Linked DNA regions of Homo sapiens: region 1 is linked to region 2. Evidence: read pairs that join two places in POLR2A ChIA-PET (ENCODE). Cell type or tissue: PC-9. All regions are shown on one strand. Each heading gives the region's core, and the rest is flanking DNA. Links, peaks and the distances in the headings are about the cores only.

The links. Peaks named below come from ENCODE experiments on the same cell type or tissue, not always from the same donor. Only the 100,000 strongest peaks of a DNase experiment are listed, where the experiment ranks them.
Region 1: POLR2A ChIA-PET joins it to region 2 with 10 read pairs; 4 of 35 experiments call an interaction of 5 or more read pairs at or near these places.

Annotation. Positions count from the first base shown.
Region 1 is chr6:106,752,963-106,769,582 of GRCh38, forward strand. The region is part of intron 1 of LINC02532 (long intergenic non-protein coding RNA 2532); the gene reads right to left. Among named protein-coding and RNA genes, the nearest start is that of MIR587, 23 kb to the right of the region's middle. RefSeq lists an enhancer at 10,973-11,022. In PC-9, for the core only: no CTCF peak of the experiment used is centred there; no DNase peak of the experiment used is centred there.
Region 2 is chr6:106,690,810-106,707,429 of GRCh38, forward strand. LINC02526 (long intergenic non-protein coding RNA 2526) reads left to right here and starts at 4,676. Exons shown (of 3, transcript NR_149100.1): 1 at 4,676-4,865; 2 at 5,466-5,591; 3 at 9,033-9,185. It overlaps LOC105377927 (a long non-coding RNA gene), which reads left to right and starts at 12,083. Exons shown (of 4, transcript XR_942841.3): 1 at 12,083-12,192; 2 at 12,282-12,441. In PC-9, for the core only: CTCF peaks have their summits at 8,812 and 9,011; no DNase peak of the experiment used is centred there.

The sequences.
Region 1 (16,620 bases), core at 3,777-11,776, 60 kb after region 2:
AGGGGAAAGTGCCGAAGGTTTCAAACCTTCCCAATGGGGTTGGAGTATAAATCTAATTTGACTGGGTGGAGAATTAACAAAATACATTGAAATTATAGAACTGCTGATGTTCATATAGTCATTTTTCCATTTTTTAATCTTCTTCATTTAACTAAAACATACATACAATAGTCTACAAATCTTAAATGTACAGCTTAATACATTTTACATATGTATATACTCATGTAACTACCACCTAGATTAAATATATTTCCAGTGCCCCTGCATCTCTTTCTGGTCAATATTACTCCAAAAATAACCACTTTTCTGACTTCTGTTACCCTAGAATAGTTTTGCCTATTCTTGAGCTTCATGTAAATGGAGCCATGTGGAGCCCAGACTTTTTGACTCAATATAATATTTTTGAGATTCATGCATGTTGTTGCACATATCAGTCATCTGTCCTTCTCTATTATTGCTTAGTATTCCATGGTATGTATTTACTACAATGTCTTAATCCATTTTTCTGTTGATAAACACTTGAGTTATTTCCAGTTTTGCAAAAAGCTGTTTCCTATTTTGAATAAATCTGTTGGAACATTCTTGTACAAGGTTTTGTGAACATATGCACTAATTTTTCTTGGACTATACCTAGCGGTGGGATTCTTGTTTCATAGAGTAGACATGTACATAACTTTTTTAAAAACCACCAAATAGATTTTCAAAGTGATTATATCCTTTTGCATTCCCACCAGCAAATGCGTGACAGTTGCAGTCACTCCACATTGGGTCAGTCTTTTCAATTTTAGCTATTCTGGCAGAGAAAATTTTGCAGTACTTTTGCTACGAGAGGTAAATTCCTGAGCTGGGGCTCATCGGCAGGAGAATAGAGGCCTCCTATCCATGACAGATGTGGAAGTAGAATTCTGATGAGTTTTTGTTTTGTTTCATCTTAATAACGAGAAACTGTGGGGCTAGAAAGCTAGAGAAATATGTTTTATCTTGTATCAGTACCAACTAAAAGAAAGCCAATTCTGGGGGTGGTGGGAGGGTGTCACCAGTGGAGAAAAGGGCTAATTTAGGCTAATTCTAGGATAATACTCCCAGTAGGGTGTTAAGACAATACTGCAGGCCCATGTCTGATGATCCAGTCAGAAAGGGAGCTCAGACCAGGATGCTTGGTTGCCAGTAATAGAGACTAGCTTGAGCTATTAGGTTGGTGCAAAAGTAATTGTGGGTTTTGCCATTAGAAGTAATGCCATTCCTTCTAATGGCAAAACTCGAAATTACTTTTGCTCCAACCTGATAGCATGATCAAGTGGGAACGTATGAAAGGATATTTGTGTACCCACAGAATTGACAGAGTTGAGAGCCTGGCCTAGAGATAAGCAGGAACTGAGGAGGATCCAGAAGGCCAGGAGCAGGCAGCTCAGTCGATCAGTGTGCTTCCCTGATAACTGTTCCTGTCATCCTTGTGTCACCTGTTCGAGGTTCAAAGATCCAGAAGTGTTTATCAGATTTGGTTGAGCTTAGGCCGCATGCCCACCCTCAGGGCTGGAGGAAGCAGAATCTGGCCACTTCACAATCTTCCATGGTGGGGAGCAGGTGCCTGGATTTATACCCCATTAAGGCTGCATCCATGGGAATAAGTAATTCCCCAAAAGAAATGAGATGCCATCAGGAAGGAGGAATGGATGTTGAGTAGCCAAAGAAATGCCACATGTTCACTACAGGCCTGCCTTCAACAGCATCAAATTCACACTATCGTGTTAATAGCTTTGGGAGGATGAAAGGAAACTGGCCTGGACCTATAGGGTGAGCAAGGAAAGAGAATTTGACATCAACAATAAAGGCCTAGCCAATTTGCTCACCGCTTCTCAAATGGACTTGAATAAGATGACACTGCGTGACACAAAATTTCTTCTTTTTTTTAAAATTTTTTTTAGATGGAGTCTCACTCTGTCACGCCCAGGCTGGAGTGCAGTGGCACGATCTCGGCTCCCTGCAACCTCTCTGCCTCCTGGGTTCAAGTGATTCTCTTGCCTCAGCCTCCCGAGTAGCTGGGACTACAGGCACGTGCCACCACGCCCGGCTAATTTTTGTATCTTTTTAGCAGAGACGGGGTTTCACCATGTTGGCCAGGATGGTCTTAATCTCCTGACCTTGTGACCCACCTGCTTCGGCCTCTCAAAGTGCTGGGATTACAGGTGTGAGCCACCACACCTGGTCACACAAAATTTCTCAATTTGTCATTTTTGGCATATCTGAATCACTCTAGGATCCCCTTGCAGTGTGGTACAACCTGTGTGAGGGGATCCTGGGTGGAGGTGGTGGGAGGTGGAGACTGTGGAACGGGGTGAAGATCACAGCCCAGGTATGGCACTCTTTTTCAGGTGTGAGCTTCTAAAGGCCTAAGCAAACGTCTGAGACTTGAGGACAAAAATTATGGGTTTCAAAATACATAAATCAAAATACCCATGATCTCAGCACTTTGGGAGGCTGAGGCAGGAGGATCACTTGGGGCCAGGAATTCAAGACCAGCCCAGGCAACATAGTGAAACCTCATCTCTACAAAAAACTTTAAAAATAGCCAAGGGTAGGCTGGGCGCGGTAGCTCACACCTGTAATCCCAGCACTTTGGGAGGCCGAGGCTGGCAGATCACCTGAGGTCAGGAGTTCAAGACCAGCCTGACGAACATGGAGAAACCCCTGTCTCTACTAAAAAAAAAAAAAAAAAAAAAAAAAAAAAATTAGCCAGGCATGGTGGCGCATGTCTGTAATCCCAGCTACTTGGGAGGCTAAGGCAGGAGAATCACTTGAACCCGGGAGGCAGAGGTTGCAGTGAGCCGAGATCGCACCATTGCACTCCAGCCTGGGCAACAAGAACGAAAAAAAGAAAAAAAAATAGCCAAGGGTGGTGGCACATACCTGTATTCCCAGCTACTTGGGAGGCTGAAATAGAATAGCTTGAGCCCACGAGGCCAAGGCTGCGGTGAGCCATGATGGTGCCACTGCACTGCAGCCTGGGCAACAAAGCAAGACTCCATCTCTCAAAAAAAAAAAAAAAAAAAAGATAAGAGAAAAGAAAATAGCAAATTCTAACTTTTAAAGTGCTCCATTCAGCATTTAGGCAACCTTTCCCACTCTTAGGTGGCACTCCTACCTCAGCTCAGAGTTTCTCAGCCTCCAGCCCATTATGCATTGTTCCAAATGACAAAGCCACCAGAAAAAAAGAGACAGCACAGGCTCAAGGGACCCAGTTCTCCACAACAGGTTGCCACATCTTGATCTGCATCTGAAGCAAAGACTCAAAGTCTACTCTAGAAAAGAAAAAAAATAGCAAAAACCTTAACCACATGGTTCAGACATCTAGTTTTTGGATCCATTATTTACCCGGAAGAGTATTTCCATTGTTCAATGGAAATAACTCAACATAGCTTTATATCTAGAAAAATTATGAAAATGTCTGAGTTACCCGGTATTGGGTCAGCCTGGACTTCTGGAGCATGCATTTTTCTACAAAGGAAAGAAAACTGGTCTGGTTATCAGAAGACCTAAGTATAATCCAGGCTTTGTCATGAACTCATTACATGACCTTAGGAAAATCACAACCTTTATTCTTCAATTTCCTCTTCTATAAAATGAAGGCAATTGACTAAATGGGCACTGAAGTTTGTTCCAGTTCCATGATCACTTAAATTCTTAAATAAAAGAAGAAAGAAACCACGTTAGTCTCTCTGACACATCTCCCCTAAGGCACTGCAGAAGACCAAACACAAAATAAAAAGTATTTCAATCCAAAAAACCATGCTCAATCTCCAAGTCTCTGCAGCCTGTGATTAGTAGAATCTATCTTGCCATAATTGAGCAAAGTAGTTCTAGGAAAAAATTATACCGAATTTTACTAAATGTGCTTTCATTTGAAACCAGAGCCTTCCTTGGTTAGCCAGACCACTAGGACTGACATACTGTACCGATTACATAATGTGAGCACCATCAATATCCTTCCATTTTAGGAGAATTGGCTTTTTAGCCATCAGTCTAGAGCCCGCTATAATTTATTTTCTTTGTGGTAAGCGGATAACATGTCTACATTAGTTAAATTACTTTAATACGTGGTTGCTTTAGGCTCAAAAATTCTGACCACTCTTTTCAAGGAAACATCAACCCACGACATGTGGACTAAATCTCCATTTTTATTTCTTTGTTCATTTTTGTTTTTTCCAAATGACTTCATTTTTGTTGTGAATGCTAAATCAACTTAAATTTTGGATCTTACTAAATACTCTGATATTTGTGCTTGTCTTTTAACCAAATACGTTGCATCCTTTTGCACCCCACCACTAGGCAACACAACTGTGATCAACTATAAATTGCTGGATGGTGAGTTCTTTATTCTGTCCACAGCAAGGTAAATGACTTCCTTGCCTAACCAACTTCTCAGGCAATAATAATCTGAACTCCTCTCACTCTCCGTCCTTCTCAGAGGAAGCCAACACAAGTCATACAAGTCATGCTGCTGATCCACGTGAATGTAATTTGAGCAGTTTCAAAATGTGTAAACATATTATTAGCAATGTGTTTAAACAGCACCTTTCCCTTTGGTGTTCATAATCCTTTAAGGTTATAATGTAATACTCCTTCCAGCATCACTTGAAAATATATACAGCACAGCAAGAATTATATTTTTCAAGAAATGTGATGGTTATGAATAAATAAAAATGATTTCTCATGTCTCACAAGCATTTTTATTTATTTATAGGATCTATGTATCCCTTGCTTCTTTCAAAAAGAATTTGAAGCAACTTACAAACTAATATGTATAGCCCAATTCTAATAAAATAAGAATAAAACCAGGATGGGAAGTAGAAAAGCTCTTCCCAAACACGACAGGAAGACTTAAAGGAAAATGTGACAGATGTGATTACACAGAAATCTAACAGTTCTGTGTTGCAAAGATCAAGCAGCAGAACAACAGATAAAGGGTAATACCCACAACTGTGTAAAACTGCCTGTAAAATGGTTATGGTTGGCCATAGAAGGCCAACCACTCAAATGTTTTGTGCGGAGAACATGATGATTAGGTCCAGAAGAAATACAAATAGCGAAAAGTCTTATAGAAAAAAAGGTGTAATTCTAGCTCCTACGGAAGGAGTTTCTTTTCTTTCTTTCTTTCTCTCTCGGTCTCTCTCTCTCTCTCTCTTTCTTTTACAAGTCTCGCTCTGTTGTCCAGGCTGGATAGAGTGCAGTGGCGCGATCTCGGCTCACTGAAGCCTCTGCCTCCCAGCTTCAAGTGATTCTCCCGCCTCAACCTCTCAAGTAGCTGGGACTACAGGCGTGCACCACTACGCCCAGCTAGTTGAGATGGGATTTCCCCGTGTTGGTCAAGCTGGTCTCTTAACTCCTGATCTCATGTGATCCGCCCACCTTGGCCTCCCAAAGTGCTGGGATTACAGACGTGAGCCACCACACCCGGCCAGGAGTTTCAAATTAAAACAAGATGACAGTTTTCACTCAGCTGAGTGGCAAAAAATAATAAATAAATAAATATAAAAATAAAAAGAGCAGTAGCATGTAGTTTTATATGAATCTTTTGGTTGTTTAAAAATTTTTTAGTGCAAATGATGCTGCAATGAACATCCTCGTACATATATTTCTTAGCAAATACATAAATATTTCTATAAAATAGGTTTCTAACAGCAAAATTGAATTAAACTTTATATGCAATTTAAAAATTGATACAAACTGCCAGGTTTTTTTGTTGTTGTTGTTTTATTTTTTAGAGAGGGTCTCACTTTGTCACCCAGGCTGAAGTGCTGTGGCACCATCACGGCTCACAACATCCTCGACTTCCTGGGCTCAAGCAATCTTCCCACTGCTCCCCACCCTCCACACTGCCATGCCTGAGTAGCTGGGACTATAGGGGGGTGCCACCATGCCTGGCTAAAAATTTTTTTTATAGAGACAATGTCTCAATGCATTGCCCAGGCTGGTCTCAAACTTCTGGGCTTGAGCGACCCTCTTGCCTTGGCCTCCTAAACGAAAGACGTGAGCCACCATGCCTGGCTTAATACTGCCAATTTACTTTCCTAAAATATTGCCCTACATTATAGTTACATCTGCAGAATATGCGTATGACCATTTTCCCCTAAACATGCAATTACTATACATCCCAGTAATTGTACCCTTGGGCAATTATCCCAGGGGAAAAAAAAAACAACAACTTATGTTCACATAAAAACTATACATAAATATTCATAGCAACTTTATTTATAATGGCCAAAGATTGAAAACAATCCAGATGTTCTTGAATGCTGGTTAAACAAACTGTGGTATATCCAAATCGTGGAATACTACTTAGCAATAAAAAGGTGATACACATACCAACTTGGATGAATCCCCAAGAAGTTATGCTGACTGAAAAGAGCAATCCCAAAAGGCTACAAACCAAATCAAACTAAATGATTCCATTTATATAGTTGTTTTTTTTTTTTGAGACAGATCCTCACTCTGTTGCCCAGGCGGGAGTGCAGTGGCATGATCTTGGCTCCCTGCAACCTCTGCCTCCCAGGTTCAAGCGATTATTGTGCCTCAGTCTCCCAAGTATCTGGGATTACAGGTACACACCACCATGCCTGGCTAATTTTTGTAGTTTTAATAGAGATGGGGTTTCACCATGTTGGCCAGGCTGGTCTCAAACTCCTGGCCTCAAGTGATCCACACGCCTCAGCCTCCCAAAGTGTTGGGATTATGGGCATGAGCCACCATGCCTGGCCCCATTTATATAACATTTCTGAAATGACCAAAGTACACAAATGGAGAACAGATGAGTGGTTGTCAGGGGTTAGAGATGTGGGGAAGGGGCAAGACGGAAGAGGGTGTGGCCATAAAAGGATAACAGGACAAATTCTCCTGGTGATGGAACTGCTCTGTATCTTGACTATGATGGTCGATACATGAACCCACACTCAGGATACAATTGGATAGAACTAACACACAAATAAGTACAGAGAAAACTGGGAAAGTTTGAAGAAGATTGATGGATTGTATCAATGTCAATATCCTAGTTTTGGTATTGTACCATAATTTTGCAAGATATTACCATGGGAGAAAATTGGTAAAGGGAACAGGGGATCTCTGTGCAACATTTTTTAAAAATACGTATAAGGGTCTCTCTACATTGCCTAGGCTGGATTCAAACTCTTGGTCTCAAGCAATTGTCCTACATCATTAGGACTACAGGTACACATCATCATACAGTGCTAATCGTTTCTTACAACTGCATGTGATCCTACCATTGCCTCAAAGTAAAAAGTTTAAGAAACATATATAAGGTGGATCTATATAACATACTATGAGGTCTATGATATACTGTTGCATGAGAAAAACATCTCACAAAAAAATAGGAGCAGAGTGTGATTATATTTGTAATAAACAAAGCCCTATATCAGATTGTATGTGAGCAAATAAATAGAAAATGGTGGTTATCTCTGGAGAAGAGAAAGGGAAAAGAAACTTAGTTTTTGCTCTATATTATTCTGTATTGTTGCAATGGTTTACAACAACATGTCTTTCTATCATGATTTCTAAAAATGTTTTCATTTTAAGGATAAACGAAATATGCCAATAATGGTTGATTACAAATCTCTCTAGATTATGGGATAATGAGCAGTGTCTCAAGCGAGCTGGGATCAGGGAGAGGCAAGTTTCTGTAAAGACAGCAGAAGGCTGTAGACAGGGGAGTGGAATCTGCGGCAGAACAGGGCTCTCAGGAAAGTATCCTATGAAGAGTTTGAGGAAGGTATATCAAGGGTTGAAGGTAAGAGGGAAGCTGGAAAGGTATGCTTTTTGGGCTATCTAATGGCGACAAAAATACAATATTGCTTCGATTTTCTTTTGGGAGTGGAGGCAGAGAAGTGGTGGCTAGTATCTGGGGCTTTCTTTTGGTCCTTCCTACCATAATAGTCCTCACGGAACCAACATGGGGGTTCAGACAGTTACTGAGTATGTCTCCTTACACTATACAATCTAGGACAGAGGCCAGGCGTGGTGGTTCATATCTGTAATCCCCGCACTTAGGAGGCCAAGGCAGGAGGATCCCTTGAGTCCAGGAGTTCGAGACCAGTGTGAGCAATATAGTAAGACCTTGTTTCTACAAAAAATAAAAAATTAGCCAGGCATGGTGGTGCACACCTGTAGTCTCAGCTACTCGGGAGGCTGAGGTGGGAGGCTCCCTTGAGCCCAGAGTTTGAGGCTACAGTGAGCTATGATTACACCAATGCCCTTCAGCCTGAGTGACACAGAAAGACCCTGTCTCAAAAAAAAAAAAAAAAAAAATCTATGGCAGGAAATTACGTGGGCGGTTTCACTGAAGTTATACAATTTCAACACAAATAACCATAGGCCATCATTGACTCCAGGCTTTGAGCCAATCTAGCAGACTAAAAACACAACTTCCTGGTGCTTGAGCAACTTGTGAATCCTAGATGATGTCCCATGTCCATAAACTTAGCCTGACAGAGCCTTACATAGTTTCCCCCTTGTTCTAACACCCCCAGAAACCTCCCCATTACATGTACTCCTCTGGCTCCCATTTGTCAAGATCTTGTAACTCTTTCAGTGGATAGTCTCTATCACTCTGGAGCAGGTCTTATATATCTCTTTTTGTGGGCTATGTTGGAATCTAATTCTTGTTATAGAACCAGAGGCAAAAAGAAGAGAGGGAGTGGGTCTGAGACTAGGCATCACTTCCTGAGGCAACGGTTCCAGGTGTAGTCACTGAAAAGTATTTTTTTCCAGAAAGAGGTCTTCGGGAAATTTAGGTTTCAAAGTTCTCACCCTCATCTATGTCCCACTAGTGCGTTTCATTAGCACTAGAGACCTGGCAAGGTTGAACCTTTAATTACTGCAGAAATTCTGCAAACCTTGCAATGAGGCCCAGGGCTTGACTGTGAAGTGCAACACCAATAGATTGCTGCGATCCCCTCAAGGTTTCCACAGAGGCTTGACTCTACACACAAGTATTCTTCAATATATAGCTATAGCTCTTAATTTATCTTTTTGTCTATATATGCTCTCCATAACTATAAGACATAGCCAGCTGGCTCCATAATCTTTAAAATCACTACTTTTGACAGAACAATGAAGTGTCACTGCTATGGTTTGAATGTCCCCTCCAAAACTCATGTTGTAATTTAATTGCCATTGTGACAGTATTAAGAGGTGAGACTTTTAAGAGGTAATTAGATCATGAGGGCCCCAACCTAATGAATGGATTAATGCAGTTATCACAGAAGTGGGTTAGTTATCTTGAAAATTTGGTTTCTTCTCCTGCCCTCTCTTGGGTGCCCTCTAATGCCTTCCAATTTGTTATGACACAGAAAGAAGGCCTTCATCAGATGCAGCCCTTTCAATCTTGGACTTCCCAGCCTCCAGAACCATGAGCCAGATAAACTTCTATTCTTCTTTTTTTTTTTTTTTTTGAGATGGAGTCTCGTTCTGTCGCCCAGGCTGGAGTGCAGTGGCGTGATCTTATCTCACTGCAAGCTCCGCCTCCCGAGTTCATGCCATTCTCCTGCCTCAGCCTCCCAAGTAGCTGGGACTACAGGCGCCCGCCACCACACCCGACTAATTTTTTGTATTTTTTAGTAGAGACGGGGTTTCACGGTGTTAGCCAGGATGGTCTCAATCTCCTGACCTTGTGATCCGTCCACCTCGGCCTCCCAAAGTGCGGGGATTACAGGCGTGAGCCACTGCGCCCGGCCACTTCTATTCTTTTTAAATTACCTAGTCTGTGGTGTTCTGTTACGATAGCAAAAGATGAACAAAAACAGCCACAGTCACTTCATCTCCCAGTGTCTTGTTATGATATTATGATACAGATGTTGGTTTTCATCCATAGTTCCTGGCTCCTAACTCCCATAGTCCTTTTATAATGTTGGGGCACTTTAGACCTCAGGAAACAGAATCTCTCTCTCTGACCTTCTCCTCTCCTTCTTTCACCTGCCCAAGGCAGGACTGTAATCTGATTGTGGGTCAAAAAACCTTCATTCCAGAGAGAGTCCTGCCCCATACCCTAGAGGAAGGAATGGTACACAGAGAGGCCAAGTAAAGTCTAAACAGATGGGCTTTGTGGGGTTTAGATAATGCACTTTTTGTCCAATCACATTTCTACACAGTTGTCAATCATGCCTACGTAATGAAGCCTCCATAACAACCCGAGAGGACAGAGTTTGGAGAGCTTCCAGATAGCTGAACACATTAAGGTTCCTGGAAGGCAGTGTGCCCAGGGAGGGCGTAGAAGCTCCATGTCCCTTCCCTCATACCTTGCCCTACACATCTCCTCATCTGCATCCTTTATAATATCCTTTGTAATAAACTGGTAAGTGTGTTGTTTCCCTGAGTTCTGTGAGCCATTCCAGCAAATTAATGGAAACCAAAGGGGGGTTCTTGGGAATCTCAACTTGAAGCCAGTTATTCAGAAGTTTTGGAGGTCAGGACTTGTGGCCAGTATGTGGGGAGATGGGAGGGAAGTTGCAGTCTTGGGGACTGAGCCCTCAACCTGTGGGATCTGACACTATTTCCAGGTAGTGTCAGATTTAACTGGAAGACACCCAGCTGCTGTCTACTACTGATATGTGAGGAACCCATCCCCTCCCACATTTGGTCACAGAAGTCTTCTTCTGTACTGATTGTTGTGTTGTGGTGAGAGAGCAGAGGAAAAACCCAGCTTGATGGTTTTCTGAAATACTTGCCCTCCCTTTACTCTCCATCCATGCTATGACCACTGATAATGTGCATAATGCTACTGCAGGCAGATTACTAGCATTCATGTTTATCCTTCAAACCCCCCCACTTCCCACAAGGTTATATTTCAGCTCCTCATACATGATCAACCCAATCCCAAATCCCATTTTGAGGCTCTATTTCCTAGTGAAAATTCTAGTATCAGTTACTGTATCAGTCTCATTGCCAGCAAGAAACAGGTGGTACATTCAAACTAGGATGATTGAAAGAGGGAGGTGTTTACAGTGGTGTAGATGGGGCACAGGGAAATCCCAAGAGAGAGGGTGATAACCAAGAGCTAGCAGTGGAGCATAAAGAAAAGAGAGGCAGTGACCTTCAGTCCAGAGACTCAGACAGCCTGTGGCAACCTCACAGAAACAGCGCTGAGGGAAAAATCACCTTGACTTCACCCTTTCCCTAATTTCCAGTCTCCTGCCAGGGATCCCCAGTGGCCATACCCAGGGCAAAGCTAGAGGCAAGGGAGCCAGTGGATGTAGTCAACTATGTCAGCCTCCTGGGTAGAGAGTGGATCTGGAAGGGAAAATGCAAAAATCTCAAACACATTAGGAAAGGCAGTGATGTTCTAAACAACCTTAGTATGAGGTGCTTGTGCAAAGCAGGTACTTACATGGCTCAGGAGATTGGAGGAAATTCTGGGCTGTCGTATAAATCTGAAAGCTCTCAGCATAGAGGCAAGGCAATATGGGTGGTTGAGATGATTTAAGCAGCTAGGGTGGGAGAAGAGGATCTAAGGTTGAACCTGAGGAGTTCCAATGTGTAAAGGTCAGGTAGAAGAGGAAAAGCTGGCAAAGGGACAGAGAAAGAGAGCCAGAGAGAGACACAGCTGGGTGTCTTCCAGGAGAGTGTGGTAGTTTGGATACCAAGAAAAATAGCTTTTTCCAAAAGAAGGGAGGGTCAACTTTGTTGAAGTAGGCTGAGAGGTCATATAATACAAAGACCAAGGAGTACCCATGGGATTTCGGGCCATGGAGGTCACTGGGTCCTTCAGCAAAAAAAAGTTCTAATAGAGGAATAGGGAAGGAAGCCAGTTGGAGAAGGCTGATAAGTAAACAGGCAATGAATAAGGGCAAACAATGATTGTGCACAACTCTTCCAATCAGTTTAGGAGTGAAGGGGAGGAGAAAAACAGTAGAACTGAACAGGAAATTTGGAGTCCAGGAATAGAATTTTTTAGAATGGGAGTGACTGGAACATGTTTAGATGCTGATGAAAAGGGCCCATTAGAGAGGAACAATTCAAAGATAGAAAAAGGGGAGGATTTATAATGTACCTTTCCTAAGAAGGCTGGAATCCATGGCATAAGAAGAGACTTGACCTTTGTAGGAGGAGAGACATCAGTTCCATTTTGCCAGATGGGAAGAGCAAAGGATGGGCGCAGAGGTGCAGGTTGGTTTATAGGAGCCGGTGGCAGGAAGTGAGGTAATTGCTACCAGAGCGCATCTATTTCCTCTGTGAAGTAAGAACAAAGACATCTACTGGAGTGAGCGATGAGATGGGGGCTCAAAGCTTTGAGAAGTGGAGAAAGTTTAAAATGGTCGTTTCAGAGACAGAAGGGTGAGGGACAAGAGGAGGACGGTGAGATTCCCTAGGGGTGAGGGAGGTTTGAGAATCAGGGAAGGTGGTGACTGGGTGCAGGCTGTAGGCTGGGATATTTCTCTCTAGTCATACTTTGCTGCCTAGGGAGAGACATAAATAAGAAAGTATGCTGTTGAGTTCTTCTAGGATACCCCCCGCCCAGGTGGACGTGATGAAAGGAAAAAATAGGCCAGTAAGTTTAGGGTATTGGCAAGACAGTGACTAAGATAATGGACTGTGGAGTTTAATGTGGCTTCAAAGAGAAACAAGGGCAGAGTGGGTTAATGGATAAGGAAAAGTAGAGTGGCCAGGGTCTAAGGACCTTGTGTGGTGAGATGCAGAGCAGGTGTGCAAGTGGACTGGAATGAGGGAGCTGTCATCAGAGAAGGAGATGGAAGAGGTAACAAGATCCAGGTGCCACTGAGAGGTGGGTGCTGGAGGTAGTGAAGTAGATGAAGGCATTGAGAGGCCAGAGTGTTGACTAGGTCATCCATGGGTACAGTAACGCTTCTCCGGAGGATGACAGGGTTGAGGTGTGAGGGAATACTAGAAGCAAGAAGGGAAAGTCCTTGGGGAACAAGAGGGAGTTTCCGGAGACCAGTGGACAAGAACAACACTACCTGAACTTCAGAGGAGCAGCCATTTTTACAGGAATGCTTGGGGGCTGCATTAGGGAATGAGGGGGCAGCCACATCCACATCCTAATCTAGGATATCTAGGGTGTGGAAAAGGACTCCAGAGGGCTGCAAGAAAAGCAGTGCTCTCTGGGTAAAGAAGAGTTTTAATTCAGGCAAGGAGATGGAGGAGAAAATATCAGGGTTGAGATACCAAGGTCTCCTGAGATAAGCCAAGGCAGCAGAAGTAACCAGGGAAAAAGAGGTGATACTTCAACTTGAGTATGTTTGGGTCACAGCTTGTGAAAAGAATTGCCATTAAAATGATTTCAAAATCAGTGTCTGTCTCCAGAAAGCGCTATGCCTTTTTCAAAGATGCACACGTACTCCCAACTCCAGTTGTCCTTCACTTTCAGTGGTGGCCTCTGTGTGTGTGCTCTGGCTCTGGAGAACAATGCCTACCCAGCACTATTTTCTCCATGCTCAGGGCTGTCCTTGAGTTTCTTTCGTTCCAGCTGCTGTTTGCTGAGGCTGGCATGATATTTACCTTCATCTCTTTATTTCCTAGTTTACCAAACACCATGGTTTCAAAAGAACCCCCCGCCCACCCCCATCACCACCACCAAGGATTGCTTTAGGCCAGTGTTCTCTGGATGGTTTTCTCTATGTCTCTGTCTCATCCCATCATTTGACCTTGACTTTGTATTGTCCTGCAGTGATTTTCTCCATGCCATTTTACCTCTGCTTCACTTTGGCTTGGGTATCCCCCCTCTGCTTTCACCCATTCTCGGCACCTCTAGAGCAAGGAGGGGGTTAGTGGGCAGTGAGGGTGCCTCCGAGGTTAACAGGTGCATGGCAGTATAACTGACATCTGTTATTTATAAAAGAGATGACATAGAACTAAACTCTCAGGACTTTTATTTGCACCTTGGATGACGAAACAAATTCTGCAGTTAACATTAAGAAAAACAAGTCAATATGTAAACAGTAAAAGTGAATTTACCAATTTTTCCTTCTGCCTTCCCAGAAACTCTTTTTTTCTTTCACTGTGACTTGATTACTAATTCTAATCTAGAAACGAACTCTAGATTAGAATGCTAGGTTAGAATTAGTAATCATCTTGACAACTAGGTAATCACAAGTGTTTGCCATTCTCATTACCCAGGAAGTATACTCATACCACATAGTGGATAGGCCAACTAGAACAAAATCCAATCAGGTGTGAAAAATGTACTTTGGGCCTGGTGCAGTGGCTCACACCTGTAATCCCAGCACTTTGGGAGGCCAAGGTGGGAGGATTGCTTGAGCACAGGAGTTCGAGATTAGCCTAGGCAATACAGTGAGGCTTCATCTCTACCAAAAATTTTTAAAAATGACCTGGGTGTGGTGGCATGTGCCTGTGGTGGCATGTGCCTGTGGTCCCAGCTACTCAGGAGGCTAAGGCAGGAGGCTCGCTTGAGCTTGAGAGATTGAGACTGCAGTGAACTGTAGTAGCACCACTGCACTCCAGTCTGGGTGACAGAGTAAGACATTGCCTCAAACAAAACAAAACAAAACAAAAGGTACTTAGCAAACTGGTTTCACTATGCAACAGGATAGCTTAGTCACATTAGAAGTTACTGCCATCTGAATATTTCCAACAAAAATCTTCTCATAATTTTTAATTCATCAAATTCAGTGTTCCCTCTTTCATTTTTTGTTATGATTGTTTTGGATTTTGTTGCTCCTTTTGTTAGAGTCCCCAATATTTTCTGGGTGGTCCTGTGACTGGATTGACTTTATCATTGGCACTATGTGTATTATTGTCTATCACCTAAAATACTTACAAATGGTCTCAAACACACCAGTTGCTGCCTAATAGAACATGCCTCATTTGAGGAACTGGAAGATTGTCTAATACTAGAGAAAGTCCCATGATACAGGCAATCAGGAATTACTAAATTCAAATCAAAGCTTCAACAGCAACTCAATGGGTTCATCATTTGCTCTTTAGCAACACAAAATAAATTAAGGCATAATTAACTGTTGCTAAGGGAAATTTACTCCTAAATTATCAAGATATGTAACTCCAGAATCTCCCTAATATCAGAGGCCCATGTTAAGAAATTGTATAGAAACACAGACTTGAAGGTACCCAACCAGTATCAGTTCTAAAATCTCATTGCTACTACCTAAGACAAATTACCTTTTTCCTTATAGGTACAACTTAATTTGGTTAAATCAGGCTAAAGCGAAGGACTTACACTCCTTGATCAAGGGAAGAGTTTTCTTGTTTTCTCTTTCTCCTGCTAGATATGACCAGGTATGCACATGTATACTTGACACTTGAAGGGAACTGACCTTAAGGTGAAACCTTTGACAAGAAGAGCAGAAGAGGGAAGGAAAGACATGGGTCTGTGTTGGCATCATTGGGCTTCTGAATCAACCAGCTCCTGATTTGTTCAGCCAGACAAGTGTGCAACTCAACACTCTGTTTAGCTATTCAAGGTGCAACTTAAAAGTCCTGAGTTTAGTCCTAAAATTTCAGTTTTGTGAAATAACAAATTTCCTTATGTTTAAGTCAGTTTGATAAGTTGTTATGATTGTGATGATTGTTGTTGTTGTTACTTGCCACAGAAAGCATCAAAAGTGCCACAGGGACTTATTAGTTCCTGACCCATGTAACTAAGGGCCCCCACCAAGAATGTGTGCATCATTGTGGGGGTAAATCCTGCCAACTTTTTCTTCATTCCACTCAACCCGATTCTTGATAAGGGGCTATCTATGTTTTGGGTTAGCTTTACTCTAGCTCTTTTTTGCCTCATTTTCTCTAGCTCCCAGAAATCTATTCTCTATCTAAATATATCTTTCCTTTAAGTAGAATTGAAGCTAAAGTCAAATCAACCTAATACTTTCAAAATATTATGGAGCCCGTCTCAGGGTGGCCTGAAAGAGGACTGTCAGATCCTTCAGTAGGAAAAGTATACTCTAGACTTGTTTTCTGGAGTCAGCAAGATTCTGAGAAGAAACCTGTGGAATTTTTTCAGTGTCGGCACTGCCTCTGAATATCTGTACCCTCATCTCAGGCCCTATTATCCTTGCAGAAATTCTTGGTCTGTATATTACCTTGTGTCTTGTCAGTGAGTTGGGTGGGGCTGGGTTTTGGGTCAGAGACATCTAAATGGCTGAAATAATTCTACTGGGAGTTTGCTGAGGTTACTGTTTTTGATCAAACCGGAAGATTTTCCTGTCAATATTTCTTTTCTTTCTTTCTTTCTTTCTTTTTTTTTTTTTTTTTTTTTTTTTGAGACAGCATCTCACTCATCACCCAGGCTGGAGGGCAGTGGTACAATCACGGCTCACTACAGCCTTGACCCCCTGGGCTCAAGTGATCCTCCTGCCTCAGTCTCCTGAGTAGGTGGGACTACAAGTACACACCACCATGCCTGTCTAATTTTTTAATTTTTTTGTAGAGACTGGGTCTTGCTATGTTGCCCAGGCTGGTCCCGAACTCCTGGGCTCAAGTAATCCTTCCATCTTGGCTTCCCAAAGTGCTGAGATTATAGGTGTGAGCCACTGTGCCTGGCTTTCCAGTCAATATTTCTTCAAATACTTTTTCTACTTCATTCTGTTTCTCTTCTCTTTCTGGAGCTCTAAATATACATAT
Region 2 (16,620 bases), core at 5,762-13,761:
GCTCACTGCAAGCTCCACCTCCCGAGTTCACACCATTCTCCTGCCTCAGCCTCCCGAATAGCTGGGACTACAGGTATCCTCCACCATACCCGGCTAATTTTTTGTATTTTTAGTAGAGACGGGGGTTTCACTGTGTTAGCCAGGATGGTCTCGATCTCCTGACCTTGTGATCCGCCCTCCTTGGCCTCCCAAAGTGCTGGGATTACAGGCGTGAGACACCGGGCCCAGCTCCGAGGAGCAGTTTTTAAGTGTATTCCCTAAGATTTTTTTTCTTATTTTAACTCAAGCTTTTTCTTATTTTTGGTCAATAAGGGTTTTTATATAGTTAAGAAAATTATCCTTGTTAAAAGCTAAGTCTTTGGTTGAAAATCATACACATACTCTCCCAGTATCTCTGGATGTGTCCTTTTCCATGAAAAACCTCTATGGTTCTCAAAAACACAGTAGAAATACCTATATAAGGAAAACTTGATAAATTTACATATTCAATATTAAAGAATTGCTTCAATTGTGTAAATAGTTCCATTTGCTATTATTTGAAGAGAAAAGTATTTAGGCAGCCTAAAAAGGAAATGTAAGCCTGCATTCATGATGGTGTTTATTATAGATAAAATGCTTCTGAAACTAAATGATTTCAGTAGTCCTTGACGTAAAAGTAAAGGCAAAAACATACGATATCATTTCTTTCTGATGTCATTTCCCATTCTCATAAAGAAAGCAAGTAAACATAATTGCATTTCAAATAAAGTATCTTGGTTGGCTAAGGTTAAATCAGGTTTTAAGCTATCAGGAAATTTCTTCCTTCAGAGAGATTAGAAGACCTACCTGTTTCTCCTGGACGTGAAACATAGAGTTCCAGTAACCATAGCCATACAGAAGATATGTCTCCCAGAGCCACACTAAAGTCATCACTTCCAGTCACTCTCATCTAAGACATTGGTAGTTAAACACATTTTAATCTGTGGCATTGAACAAAGGTGATATTTCTATGCTGTCAAGTGCTAGTAGAGTAAATGAAAGACTAAAATAACAAATTGAAAATGCTCCTATCTTTGAAAAAAACCTTTTTTTATTATTAAGAATATCAACCTCTTTATTAAAAAATTAGAAAATGCAAGTAAATTAAAAGAAGGAGCCTGTAATCCCACCATCCAGAGGAAACATGGTTGATCTGTTTCTATAGTGTATATTCTTCTAGACTACTGAATAATCGTATGCACCTTGAAAAACTTACATAATATAGAAAAAAAATCTTTTGCACAAATAGTATTATATCCAGTCCTTTTAAAATAATCTGGACTTTTAATTCCAGAGGTCCTGACATGATCTCTTTCCTTTGAAAAGCAAAGCCTGCCATCTGGTTTCTGCAGGTCATTAAAGGGTTTTTGCTGGAGTTTATCCTGGCAGGGGACTGCCAGGCAGTTGGGCTTCGGTGGCAAGTCCTGACTCACCAAGTCGGCGGCATCACATGACAACTTGCTCCAGCCTCTCCTTTGTAATGAATTTGGCTTCTACTGCTACACAAAACACCCTTGGAGACTAAAACCTACAAATGTTATGCATTCCTAGACTTGGAGAGAAACTATAGCTACCAAGCCCATTCTTTGTCCTAGATTCAAATGAAAACACTGTAATGTGACCTCCCACGGGTTTTCCTCTATAATAAATTTACAGAACTTCTGAAAAGATTACTAATAATTAATTATTTCCTTGTCCCCTCCCACCCCTTGTCAAATGACTCTGAAATCTAATTTCTTTTCCTTCTGACAAACAGAAAAAGGAAAGCTACGAAAGCTCCCTGTACAATTCCCTCACCTGTTTACAGCCCATTCTTATTTCAACAATCCTAGGAACTGGCAGAAAGAGAGGGTGCAGGGAAGAAAGGGTGTTACTTGTCACCCAGTGCAAGCAAACAAGATGTTGTGAAAGAAATTATGTCCTTCCAAAATTTGTATGTCAAAGGGCCTTTAAAGAGGTAATTAGGTGGCCGGGCACAGTGGCTCACACCTGTAATCCCAGCACTTTGGGAGGCCGAGGTGGGAGGATCACTTGGGCCCAGGAATTCAAGACTAACTTGGACAGCATAGTGAAACCCCACCTCTATTTGTTTTTAATTTTTTAAAAAGAGGTAATTAGGTTGAATGAGGTCATTGGGTGGGGCCCTAATGTAATCTGACTGATTTCCTTGTAAGAAGAGGGAGAGGCACCAGGGGTCCACACCCGAAGAGGGATAACTGTGTGAAGAGGCAGCAGGAGAGCAGCCATGTGCAAGCCAAGGAAAGAGACCTGAGGGGAATCCAACTCTGCTGGCACCTTGATCTTGGATGTCCACCCTCCAGGACCGCAAGAAAATACATTTCTGTTGTTTAAGCCATGCAGTCTTTGGTACTTTGTTCTGGCAGCCTGAGCAGATTAATACACAAGGCAAAAGGACACCTAAAACGTTTCCCTGAAGAACTATCTAGACTGTCCCCTGGATGAATCTCCTCAGTCCAGCAACCTTACAAAGCACACACACACACACACACACACACACACACACACACACACACAAATGTGTCCAAAGAAGTTCAGTAACTACCAAATGATTAAACTTAGAGCTTGACTATTTACAATCAACGCTGTCTTCCCAAAGGTTACATCTTAAAGGCTCTTGTCTGGTGTGTGTGTATTCTTCCTTCTAGCTCTCCAGTCATGCTCTCTTGAGTCATTTCACAGCTCCCTAATTGGTTTTATATTTTTCCAAGTGCCAGTGTTCTGATAAAAGCTGTTTACAGCCTCACCACTTGTGGCAGAGGAGGTGGAGGGAGGTGGAGGGACTGTTGACAGAAGCTGTTTCTAAGAAACTCATCTCTTGTTTCCATTGATACAGTCTGTGATGGAAGAAGAATCCTAAGGGACAAACTTAGGGAACAAAATATAAAATACCAAGCAGGGGAGTGATTCCTTGCAGGGCGATATTCACACATCATTCAACAGCTGTGGATGGAACTCCTCCTCTGTGCCAGGGCGGTAATATGACCTCCCATGGGTTTTCCTCAGTAATAAACCTATGGGACTTCTAAAAAGATTATTAATAATTAAGTAACAGTTTCCTTGCCCCCCTCCTAACCCTTGTCAAATGACTCCAAAATCTAATTTCTTTTCCTTCTGATGAACAGAAAAAGGAAAGCTAATCTTGAAACTCCCTGCACCGTTCTCAAACCTGTTTACAGCTCATTCCTGTTTCAACAGTCCTAGGAACTGGCAGAAAGAGTGGGTGCAGGGGATCTAGCCATGAGAAGTTAGCCATGAATGAGTTAATGGTCCAGTTAAGTGTGATGTTTTAATTAATGAACCCTAAGACTAACGCTGCTTTAAAACAAAACTGCATGCATTAAAAAAAAAAAATCTCACATTCTGAAGGCACCATAGAGATGTTTGGTGATTAGAATGAGGAAAGGAGGAGAGGGGATGGACTCTCTGGAGGGCTAAGAGGCAGGAGTGGAGTGAGGCAGTAGTTCCCTTAGAAGGCAGAGACAAGAGGAGGCAGGGGCTAAGGAAGAGGAAGACTTGACCTTCTCTCAGCTGTAACTGCAGGGCAGGTCGCAGCTCAGCACAAATGCTGGGCTCCTGGCATGGCTTCCTCTGGTAAAAACGTTTTCTGACAATGAGATGTGAGGTTGGACCATGTCCTCTTGGTTAATTAACATGTAGCTGTGATGCCTTCTCTGTGGCGGGCACGCCTTGCTGGTATCAGGCTCCGCCAGCCCTCTAGGGGAGAGAAGTGACTCTTGGAGGCAGGCCTAAGCTCGCTATTTCTCGGCCAGGAGAAAGAAGCACTGGTGCATACATTGCAAGCCCCAGATCAGCAGTCACACTGAATACCACTCCCCTTACCCCTTCACCTACCTCAGATCTTCCCCTATACCCACGCCATACACCCACACCATGGGGCAGAGAGCAGCTCCCCAAACAGCACCCTGGATCAATCAAGCCCAGAGCTGTTTCCTTGGGAAGTGTTCTAGATCTATACCTATGGAAGATAATCAGCCCATAGAAAACTAAGGGTTTTACTGCTTCAGGAGACAGAGAAATAGAGGGAAAGACTATATAGGAAAAGTACTGTACTAGACAGTAAAAGAAAAAAATGAGACCATGGAAATGAACTTCCTATTAGAGGCCTGACCCAGGGCCTTTATGACTCTTGGTATCTGCTCCTGAGCCTCCCAGTTTAAAAAACTGACAGGAGTTCAACAGATAAATTTGACCTAGAGTTGAAAGAAGACATTCAAATTCCCAAAAGACAATGGCTTCCAGGGACACTTGTGGGGGTTTCTGTTACTTCATAGTTTGAACCTTTAAATCTTATAGTACAGGGGATACGATAGAACTCTCTTAGATTCGAATAAACCCTCAGATTCTATTTCTACCCCTCAAAACAACAGCCAGGGCAGTCTTTTTCACAATTCTCATGCTCATCTTGGCTGATCCTGGTGTGTTTTCTTTGCTTTGATTTTCACATGTACCATCTCCTGCAGCTAAGCTTCTGTGTTAACCTCCTGTCATCGTCTCTTTCATGGGCAGCCCAGTAAGCCACACCTCCTGAGACTCATGCGCTTGTACAGTCTTCTCCTCTTGAAGCTGGGCTGGCCCTGTGACTGTTTTGAGCAATGCATACAATGTGGTGAAAATTATTTCTGGGACTCCTGAGTCCAGGCACCAAGATCAGGAAGCTTCTCCTCTTGTATTTAGGGGAAGCTGGCCACATTGTAAGAAGTCGGACTATGCTGAGACTGTCATGATGACAGAAAACCCAAGCTAGCCAGGTGGAGAGATCACACAGAAAGAGATGCCTGGCCAGCTGTTACCTGATATGCCATCATGTAAGTAAAAAGTCCACCTTGGATGGTCCAGCTCATAGATGCCATGTACAGCAGAGGTGAGCCATTCCTGCCAAGCCCTGCCCAATTGCAGAATTGTGAGTAAATAAATAATTACTATTGTTTTAAGCCACTATATTTTGGGATGAGTTGTTACATAGCCATTGAAAACCAAAACACCTCTCTCCACCAAGTCATTTCCATCACTTCCTTCAAGACGGAGGCCAAGTCACCTACATTGGAAACGTACCTGACAAGCTCAATACAGCTCATCTTATTTTAGAATTTGGTAGTTTGGATTATGCAGTTCTATGCCTGCTTTTGGTCAGTTTCATACATTTACCTATCCCTAAAATTAATAATGACAATGGCCAATGCTGAGCATCATGGATCAGGCACTGTGGCTGGGAATAATGTTATTCCTATTTTACAGATGAGGAAACTGCGGCACTGAGCGGTTAAGCACCCTATCCAAAGGTGGTTCTGTATAAGTACCCTTCCCAATGTCCTTGTCCCTCTATTGCTTTGGTGATATGCACTTTGAACTTGAAGTGCTAAAAAGGAAGCTGATGTGGAGACAACAGAATGGCATCTGTTTTGCAGGCAAGAAGATAAAGGAAGGACAGAGGTTAAACTAAGAGATGCAGAAATTATAGTATATCAGCCAGGTGTGGTGGCTCATGCCTGTAAACCCAGCCCTTTGGGAAGCCGATGCGGGCGGATCACGAGGTGAGAAGTTCCAGACCAGCCTGACCAACATGGTGAAACCCTGTCTCTACTAAAAATACAAAAATTAGCCAGGCATGATGGCGCCTGCCTGTAATCCCAGCTACTCAGGCAGCTGAGGTAGGAGAATCGCTTGAACCCAGGAGGTGGAGGTTGCAGTGAGCTGAGATCGCGCCACTGCACTCCAGCCTGGGCGACAGAGCAAGACTACATCTCAAAAAAAGAAAAAGAAAAAAGAAAGAAATTGTAGTACATCAGTGATGAGTACTGGAGCAGTAAGGTCATATGGGCTTGGGGGAATTGACTGGGATGATTTTGTCATTTGTGGGTTTGGGATGAGATTTATATGAAGAGTGGTTCTACTTTGATTGGGATGCATGTGAGATGACCTGCTGCTTTCTATTTAGTTTTTGTAACAAGCTTTCATTTGTACTAACTTGGATGGGTTTCTCTCCATTGCCATGAAAAGATTTCTGGCTAGGGTCGCCTCCAAAAGATCCTGTCTAGATGACCAGAGGAGATGGCCATAAAATAAGACATTATAAAATATGTTTACTGGATATGCAGCTTTCTACCCAGTGAAACATAGATTTCCTGACAGATTTTATGTTAGGAGAGAAATGAAAGACTATGCCAGGAAACATGAAGTTCTTAGGAAATAATTTGGTTATAAACATATTTCCTTAATAGGATACAATTTGATTCTAACTCTCATTACCTTTTGACAAGAATAGTAAGACACTGGTTGTTTAGTCAGTGATTCGTGAAGCTTTCGCAAATGTTCACAGCCCACTGGGGTACACAGAGCAGATGCCAACATCCATCCTCATTTTACTGACGGGACTGAACTAAAGGGCTTGATGACTGCCCGAGATCACATATGTAGTCGGTCAGAAGCTGGTCGGATCTTCAGGTTCCTGGATCAGTGCTCTCCCCAACACTGAGCATTATTCCATGCTGTCTTTTTCACTCATGTGGATGTCAAGGAGATTTCTTTCTGGCTGTACAGGTCTTCAGGTTCCATTAAAGTCTCTCTCTAGTGCTAAGTGTTTTGAAGATAGACATCGTTATTATATCATGGTCAGTTGGGGAGCTCTTCAAAATATAATGCTGATCATGAAAAATATAATGCTCATCATAAAGTCATGTGCTTGCAGATGTTTCCCCTCTATGACCAAAATTTTCAGTGCTCTGAGGGGCATTCCAACTTTGAAACATTTTATGGAACCCACTTCTACCAACTTTATGAAGTTTACTGGAACCTCTATTCTTACCACAAAGGTGGCCATATAATCAAACTTTTTGACCTTCCTAACTGTGGCATAGCATTCAAATGGGACAGCAGGGGAATCTTTATTCACTTCCTGTGGATATTATGAAACATTTTTTTGTAAGCCACAACTACCTTTTGCTCATAAAGTGGCAAGGTCAGTGTATTCTGTATACTGCCATCGCCCCCTCCCCAAACCAAGAAGGCTATTCAATTTTTGTATCATTTTGAAATGTTTCAACTTCATAATCCTAATCTTGTGGTCTTTCATTAGTCTTACCAAAGATGGTTTCAGCCCCGGAACAAGGAGGGGATCAGTTTAAGGAAGGAACTGTTATCATCCTTGCTTCAAAGTTAAATTATAAACTAAATTCTTCCCGTGGTTAGCCTGGCCTGTGCCCACAACTAAGCAAGGATAGCCAGCCTGTGAGTCTAGAAGCAAGATGGAGGTGGCATGCTAGACTTCTCTCATTGTCATTATCTTTGCAAGGGAGGTTTCAACTCCATTTACAACTTTTTTTTTAGCCATAAAGGAAAGCATTACTCCTGGAGCTAAGAGGCTAAAGGGACTGTGCTAGTTCTCTTGTGCTAGTCCTCACCTCTGCACGGTTGGCGTTTGAGGCCAGATAACTCTGTTGCAGGGACTGTCCTGTGCAATGTAGGATGTTAAGCAGCATCTCTGGCCCTACCCAGTAGATGCCAGTAGCACTTCCCACTCCCACCAACACACACACTAGTGTGAAAATGTCCCCTGGGGAGCAAATCACTCCAGGTTGACATCTGCTGTGTTCAATACATGGAGCAAAAGGCCTACAGGGAACTTTCCCCCTACAATCTCCATCTCTTGCAGGGCTTTCATGCAACTCTCTGCCAATGACTGAATCTTGGTTTACTTGCAGTAATTCTATTCATGTAGCATTCCAAAATAAAATGTATTGAGCATTCACCATATGACAGACTTTTTAGTGAGGGCTTATCACACATTGTTTCATTTAATCCTGACAATACCCTGAGAACAATTGTGAATGATCCCCCATTTTACTTTTTATTTTTATTTATTTATTTATTATTATTATTATTTTTTTTTGAGATGGAGTTTCACTCTTGTTGTGCAGGCTGGAGTGCAGTGGCGCGATCTTGGCTCTCCACCTCCCAGGTTCAAGTGATTTTCCTGCCTCAGCCTCCCGAGTAGCTGGGATTACAGGCATGCGCCACCACGCCTGGCTAATTTTTTCTATTTTTAGTAGAGACGGGGTTTCACTGTGTTGGTTAGGCTGGTCTCAAACTCCCAACCTCAGGTGATTCACTGGGCTCGGCCTCCAAAAGTGCTGGGATTACAGGTGTGAACCACTGCGCCCAGCCTATTTATTTATTTTTGAGACAAAATCTCGCTCTGTTGCCCAGGCTAGAGTGCAATGGCATGATCTCAGCTCACTGCAGCCTCTGCCTCCCGGGTCCAAGCAATTCTCCTGCCTCAGCCTCCCAAGTAGCTGGGATTACAGGTGTGTGCCACCATGCCCGGCTAATTTTTGTATTTTTAGTAGAGACAGGGTTTCACCATGTTGGCCAGGCTGGTCTCGAACTCCTGACCTCAGGTGATCCACACGCGTCGGCCTCCCAAAGTGCTGGGATACAAGCATGAGCCACCGTGCCTGGCCGACCTCCCATTTTAAAAGGAGGAAACGGGCTTGGCAAGGTGAGGTGACTTGCCCTTGATCACCTACAGAGTTGTTGGCACAGCTAGGAATGTAGAGGTGGTGTCCAGAGCCACCCCTTTGACCACAGAATGCCACTGTCCCTTTTCTGCAGACAGTGAAATGGTTAAGTTAGGATTCATAACAATCGGGAAAAAAAAAAAAAAAAAACAGACTTAGTGGGTTTAATGGTTTCTAAAAACTCTTTAAGTCTGTGTAAGTCTGTCTCCTTTCATTGCAATGTTTTTTATAAACACCAGGGGAGCAATAATCATTTGAGCAGTTAAATGGATTTAGGATGGTAAAAATCTATATTTTTTTAGTCTTGAAATTATATCAAATCATTTGCCATTCTCACTGGACTATGGCCCTCCAGCCCCTGCAGCTACCCCTCTTCTCTCCCGCTGCTCCTCAAGCCCCATTACCTACACTTATAGTTTTCTTTTAATTTTCCAAACAAGATTGCATTTTGTATTTCAGATATTAATCCAAGGAACAATACTGACGAATTTCACGGACAAAATACTAAGAAGGAAATCAAGTGAATCAAGCGGAGAAGAAAGACAGTGGAAAAAGAAAACTGAAAATAAAAATATTTTCTAGACCCCTTGAAATAAAGTTTGAAAAACCACAGTGCTTTGCAAAATATCACATTCAATTGCTAGCTAAAAAAAAAATTCATTGGAAGTGCCATTGGGACAGCAGAGGATGAGGAGGTCTGGTAAGGTCTCTGGCTGGTCTTGTAAACCATACCCCAGGGTTGGGGCCAGGGTTTTTAGGCTCAGGCCTCTCTGATATGGTAGGAAGGTATGAAGAGAATCTTTTCATCTATTTTTTAACCATTAATCTTTCTCAATGCAGCAGGAGACCATGGGGGTCCTGGGTCTGGGGGTCTGCTTTTCTTCCGAAGCTCAGCCAGGCTCAGTATCAAGGAGCTGACATCAAGACACTAATTGTGAGGGAAAGGAGAGAACATCTTTAGATAAGCCTACCTGCCCTGTGATTGCCTGTGATGGGGTTCAGGACACACTGGCCCCAAATATGGCACCTTGGCATGGGAGAAAATGGCAGAAGCAGGAAGGTCTCTCTCACCTTCCCCTCGCCCTTCTCCCTTGAATGTTGATGAAGATATGAAATAAGGTTTGCCAAATTACCTGCTGTATTTATGACCTCCCTTGAAGCAGGTCATAAAGCCATCATTCCAGAGATGCCCTCCCCATACCCAGACCAAAGAAGGCTCCTTATTTCTGAAGACACAGGGACACAAAGAGGAATCTGAACAAACAGGCCTTACTAAGTTTTCCCCAGTTAATTCCTATTGGACATGCCCTTTTTCCATTCATACTTCTCCACAAGCATTCACTTCTTCAATGACTTACACAAAAAATATACACAGGTTTAGTCCTTTCTTTGGGTCTTCATTCCTGAAGGCTGCTGTGCCACAGAAAATGTTAATGCTTTTCTCTTGTTAATCTGTCTTTTGTTATAAATGCCTCAGCCATTAATCCAAGATGGAAAAGAAAAATATTCCTTTTTCCTGCTCCTAAGAGCCACCTAATGTGTTGCAGACCAAACCCACAGCAATCCTGTTATCTGGGAGTTCATCTGTGATCTTGATTAGAACTAACATAGGAAATAGATAGATGTGAGTTGCTTCCAGAATAAGATTAGAATATGAAATCACATTTAAAATTTAAAAGCAACATGTTAGCAACGACTCTAACCACAGTTCTCCCTTCTTTTTCAAAACCAGGGGTCTGGTCCAGATCTTGTATTGCCTGAAGAAGGTCCTAGGTACTACCTTTCCTGAAAGAAAGACATGGTACTAAAGCTCCTCCAACCCACCTTTGCTCTTCTCTTACCTCATAAAATAGCGAGCATCAAATTATTTGAGGAAAAGCATTTAAGAATTTTTTTTTTAGGGACAAGTTCTTGCTCTATCGCCCAGATTGGAGTGCAGTGGTGTGATCTCAGCTCACTGCAGCCTCAAACTCCTGGGCTCACGCAATCCTGCCACCTCAGCCTCTTGAATAGCTGGGACTGCAGGCATGCACCACCATGATTGGCCAATGTTTAAATTTTTTTGTAGAGACAAAGTCTCCCTATGTTTCCCAGGCTGGTTTCAAGCTCCTGGGCTCAAGTGATCCTCCCACTTCAGCCTCCCAAAGTGCTAGGATTACAGGCATGAGCCACCATGCCTGGCTGGGTATAAGAATGTCAATATGCTTAGGTTTAGATACAGTTTAGTGTTTTTCAAATGACAGATTGCAATCCCTTAAAGGTTAATAAAATCAATTTGGTAGGTTGCAAACAGCACTTTAAAAACAAAACAAATAAACAAACAAACACACTAGTATCTGATGGTAGATCTTGTCTTGTCTAAAGCCCTGCAGCGTGAGGCATATCCAGAAAAGGTCAACCCTGAGTCCCATCTGGAGGGGCATCCTCTCTAGGTCACCATTTGTCACAGTCAGTTTTAGGGCTTGAGGAAATTTAATTTCCATTTCAGAAACTCACTAATCTAGTTGTGACCAAACTTTTTCCTACCAATCTAACCAAGTTTGCTTATAAACAATCACACTGAGACCACAGCCTTCTTCCCCAACGTAGGTGCAGATGAAATAAAGAAGTTTAGAGCAGTTTTTTCTAACGTGGGCTCTGTAATAAAAACCTGCTACAGTCAAATATTTGAGAAACCCTCCGTACTGTTATCTTCTCTTATAGATTCCTAGCCTATAAAAGAAGAGACCCATTTAACTTTGTTTAACCCGTTATGTCCTAAACTTTTTTGATTGTGGAGTAACCTCTCTTAACAATTCCACTACCCTAGCCTGAGCCCTTAGCCTGATAGCTACTCCCTTTTGGGCTGACTGCAGCTGCCTGCCTCTTAGCTTTGTGACTACTGTCACACAACATACGGTCTTTACTCAGCAGCCCATACTAGGTCCTCACCAATTTCTTGATGGAGTACGAAGTAAGGTTTGCCATATTACCTACTCTACAATTTGGGGACTTTAACCATTGTAAGCCCAATCATCACTCTCACTTCTTAGCTTTTATTTAAAGAGTAAGTTTGTATTCTAAATTGATTTCTACAACTGCTGTTTATGGAATTAAGATGAATCCAGTGGTGGTCAGCTGATCACTGTGGGTGAAGTCTGTTGGTTGCTTTTTACAGTATTTTATGTTCCTTCTTCTCTTGCTTCCTGTGTGCTGTGCTGTGAAGCATGACAGAGCACCTGCCTGTGTGTGCACAGCACCGTGAACTCAATCTTTCAGTCACTTTCTTTTCTTTTCATGTTTAAATAAGAGATAAGCCACGTTGGCCAGGGCATGTGGACTCTCCATGGAGTTCACTAACAAACCGAATTTATGTATCGTTGCAAAATAGTCAACACTCCAGTCTGTTAGAAACAGGTGCCAAGAGAGGAAATGTTTAATATTTTCCACGTGGCATGGGCTCTGTCAGACAGTGTTTCCAACCAGAGTCTGTTTTCGCAGTTAAATCATAGGTTCAGAGTCTTCCTTTTGCCTCAAGAGTCTGTCTGGTGGCTGGCTCGCAGCTAGCTTCTGCACAATCCCCTCACTCTGACCCTGCATCTTCAATGCCGCCATTCTGCCAAACCGCTGCTACTTCTGGGTGAAAACCTAGTTCTAGCTCCCTCCAGAGTTAGCTGGTTTGGCTATTTGAAAGCTACTCCTTCAATGAACCGTTCTTTGTCATTTCAGAAATGAACCCTGCTTTCCAGCATTTGGGCTGGACAGGGTTCTCCAGGCTTGCTAACTACAGCAGCTGTTTTCTGTCCCCAGTAAGAGCCAGGGTGACATACCTACCTGCCCAGAGCCACCCTTGACAGGAGACTCAGGGAGAAGTGCCCCCAGGACCAAAGTAAGTAGTGCCATGGCCCAGACTTCCTCTTAGCCCATCCTGCTTCTTCCTCATCCCCTACTTCTCATCCTCTCTGTTTTAATTTCTACTTATTAATATTTTCTTCCCACATATTTAAACAGCTCCCACCAAGGAAATAATGTCAGATGTGTTGCTTTTTCAACTGATGGGTTCTAATCATCATGTTACCAAATTCTGCACATCCTTGCCAAGTAAGGCTTGGCTCTCTAAAGGTTTAGTTTGTTCTTTCTATCAATAAGTATTGCCTCTAACTACGTACTAAAGAGTTCTAGACTCTATGTACCAGACACAATGCTTGCCCTTGTGCTTATCTGCTAATAAGGAAGACAGATAATAAACAAGCAAAACATATAGAATGTTAGCGATAAATGCTCCGGAGAGAGAATAAAGCAGTGATGGTGGGTTGGCGACAGGGGTGGGGCTGAGATTCTAGATGGGGTGGCCAGGGAAGGGGAAGTCCTCTCTGACAAAATGGTATCTGCAAGACCCTTAAAGAAGAGCCGGAGAGAGATGTGTTGGGGAAGCACGTTCCAGGTGATGGATTTCAGGACATATTTTCCCAAAGTATGAACCTTGGAATTAAAGAAAACAGCAGAAGCAGAAGACCTCGCCTGAAGCAGGTCAAATTAAACCTAGGAAGGATTTTTCTGACTTTCCCCTGAAGCAGGTCATAAGACCCTCATTCAAGAGGTACCCTTCCTATACGCAGAGGAAAGGGACATCCTTATCTCTGAAGACCCAGGGACACACGGAAAAATTTGAGCAAAGAACCCTTGCTAAGTTTCCCCCAGTTTATTAGCATTAGGTCATATTTCCTTTGTCCAATCATACTTCTCCATCAAACTAAGCATAAAAAACACACGGGTTTACCTGTTTCTTTGGGTCTTCATTTTCTTATGAAGTCTCCCATGCCATGTAAAACTTATACTAAATACATTTTTATACTTTTCTCTTATTAATCTGTCTTCTATTATAGGGGCCTCAGCTGTGAACCTAAGATGGGAAGGAAAGACATTTATTTTCCTCTACATAGGTCTAGGGGCCATCCTATGCCAAGGTCCTGGGGTGGGAATATGCCCGGGAAGATTAGTGTGGAGGGGGTAGCAGGCTGCTGTGACGATTAAATGTGCATGATGTGCCTGGCATATAGATAGCACTTAATAAGTGGTAGCTATAATTATGAGTCACTCATCAGTTGTTTATGGTTTGATTCATAGAAACAGGTGCATAATTATCTGATTAAGTAGGCCCAAGTCTGTTTCTTGGCTTCAAGAGGAGTGTTCAAGCCTGGGCGTGGTGGCTCATGCCTGTAATCCCAGCACTTTGGGAGCCAAGGTGGGTGGATCACCTGAGGTCAGGAGTTCACCATGTGTGGCCAACATGGTGAAATCCCATCTCTATTAAAAATACAAAAATTAGCAATGCATGGTGGCGCACACCTGTAGTCCCAGCTACTTGGGAGGCTGGGGCAGGAGAATTGCTTGAACCCAGGAGGCGGAGGTTGCAGTGAGCCGAGATCGCACCACTGCACTCCAGCCTGGGCCACAGAATGAGACTCTGTCTAAAAAAACAAACAAACAAACAAACAAACAAAAAAGGAAGAATGTTCAGCGTGATCCCAGCATCCATCCCATCAACATTCCTAGTTTTTCTCCATCAGAAAGGTAATGAGGCCATTGCCCACGCAAAAAATATGTTGATGAGAGGATTTCCTTTACCTACCACGGAGCAGTCATTCTCACAGTGTGGCCCCTTAAGCATCAGCATCAGCATCACCTGGGAACTTGTTAGAAATGCAGATTCTCAAGCTGCACCCAGATCTACAGAATCAGAAACTCTGGAATGGGGCTTGGCTATCAGTGTTTAAAACACTGGGTGATTCTGACGTGTGCTAAACTTTAAGAACGACTGCCTAGAGTTTCTCTGTTCTCAAAGGCAGGGGGAAGCTTCATTATGTCACTCAGTCATTTCCTTTGCCCTCTATGGAGTAGTTACTGAAACGCCAGGGATTTGGTCTAGGTCCTGTTGCTCGCTGCACAGAAAGCCAATCACTGAGTATTGCCAGGGAAGAAGGCTTTATTCAGGTGCTGCAGCGATGGAGAATGGAAGATCAGTTTCAAATTTGTCTCCTCAGCTGACTAAAATTCGGAGTCTATATAGCAGGGAAGAAATGCAACTAAGTGTGGGAAAACAGGAATGAGGGAGGGGATAAGGAAGAAGAGCTGATCCACAGGCAGCAGTTAGGCAATCATGATGGGCAAGGGGTCTGGTGTTTCCCAGATGTGGTGACTGGGTAAGTTTCCATTCCTTGACTCTATCTGGGAGGCCTGATGGCTGGTGTCCTGAGAAAAAAGAACTCAGGTTAGACAAATGTAAGTTTCTCAAGTTTTAAGATTGGGAGGATCAATTTCTGTGTTTATTCAAAAGAAACCATAAACATAAGTTCTATGGAACCAGTGCGCCCATTTGAGAACCACGTTATGAGAAGGACACTTTGTTCTTATTGCTGTTATTTTAAGTTTCCTGAGATGCTCTCTGGCTCTGTATGGTTGTTACTCACCAGGATCTCTAGAGACAGCCCATCTCCCTCCCTAGATTGATGTCACCAAATTCTGAATGAAAACAACTCCAGGTAGGCTCTGAGACCCACCCAGAGGATTTCCTCTACCCTGGTTACTTCCTCCAGCATTTGCAAAAATGGTCCTGATCACCTTGGAGAACTATTTTGATTGTTGTTATTATGGAATTTAAACAAAAACAACAAACAATAAACTTTCAAAACCAGCTTCAGGTTTTCAGACAAGACCCAGAATTTATTCCTTTCCCTGTCCCAGGATGATGTTATCTTGCTATGTTCTGTGAATCAGATGGAGCATGATGCTCCAGGAACCAGGGCCACTTCCAGTAACCTTTCCAGCATTGAGAGGCCAAGTGGCCTAACTTTTCCATAGGAAATGGTGCAGTTGACTTATGAAACAACCCTGCTGGTCCTGCATTGGACTGACTCGGGGAAGGGTGGGCTGGAGGCAGAATGGAAAGGAAGGGTCTCTGGAAATCTGATTTATTGCTCCTTAGTTCAAACCCTTCTGGTAATTACTGTTGGTATAAGTTGGCATTCTCAAAATTACCCCAAAATGGAATTACCTGGGGTTCTGTTTAAAATGTCAATTTTGGGGACTCCAAGTGCTTCTAATGCAAGTGGTCCTTCACATTTTTGGAAATATAGGAAGGATATGGCCTAAATTTCTTAACTTCACAGGAAAAGTTTCTTCATGATGCAGGGGCTGCTACTTCTCTAGAACAATCTCTTACCAGCCTCCTTTTGCCATTTAGAATAATATTTGTTCTTTTTTTTGGTAGTCTTTTACATATTTTATTTTATTTTATTTTATTTTATTTTATTTTACTTTAAGTTCTAGGATACATGTGCAGAATGTGCAGGTTTGTATATATATATGCAGGTTTGTATATACCTATACATAGGTATATATGTGCCATGGTGGTTTGCTGCACCTATCAACCTGTCATGTAGGTTTTAAGCCCCACATGCATTAGGTATTTTTCCTAATGTTCTCCTTCACCTTGCCCCCACCCCCCAACAGGCTCCCCGTGTGTGTTGTTCCCCTTCCTGTGTCCATGTGTTCTCTTTTTTCAACTCCCACTTATGAGTGAGAACATGCAGTATTTGGTTTTCTGTTCCTTTGTTAGGTTGCTGAGGATGATGGCTTCTAGCTTCATCCATGTCCCTGCAAAGGACATGATCTCATACTTTTTTATGGCTGCATAGTATTCCATGGTGGATATGTATCACATTTTCTTTATCCAGTCTATCAGTGATGGGCATTTGGGTTGGTTCCATGTCTTTGCTATTGTAAATAGTGCTGCAATAAACATACGTGTGCATGTGTCTTTATAGTAGAATGATTATATTTCTTTGGGTATATACCCAGTAATGGGATTGCTGGGTCAAATGGTATTTCTGGTTCTAGATCCTTGAGGAAACACCACACTGTCTTCCACAATGGTTGAACTAATTTACATTCCCACCAAGAGTGTAAAAGTGTTCCTATTTCTCCAAATCCTTGCCAACATCTGTTGTTTCCTGACTTTTTAATAATCACCATTCTGACTGGCGTGAGATGGTATCTCATTGTGGTT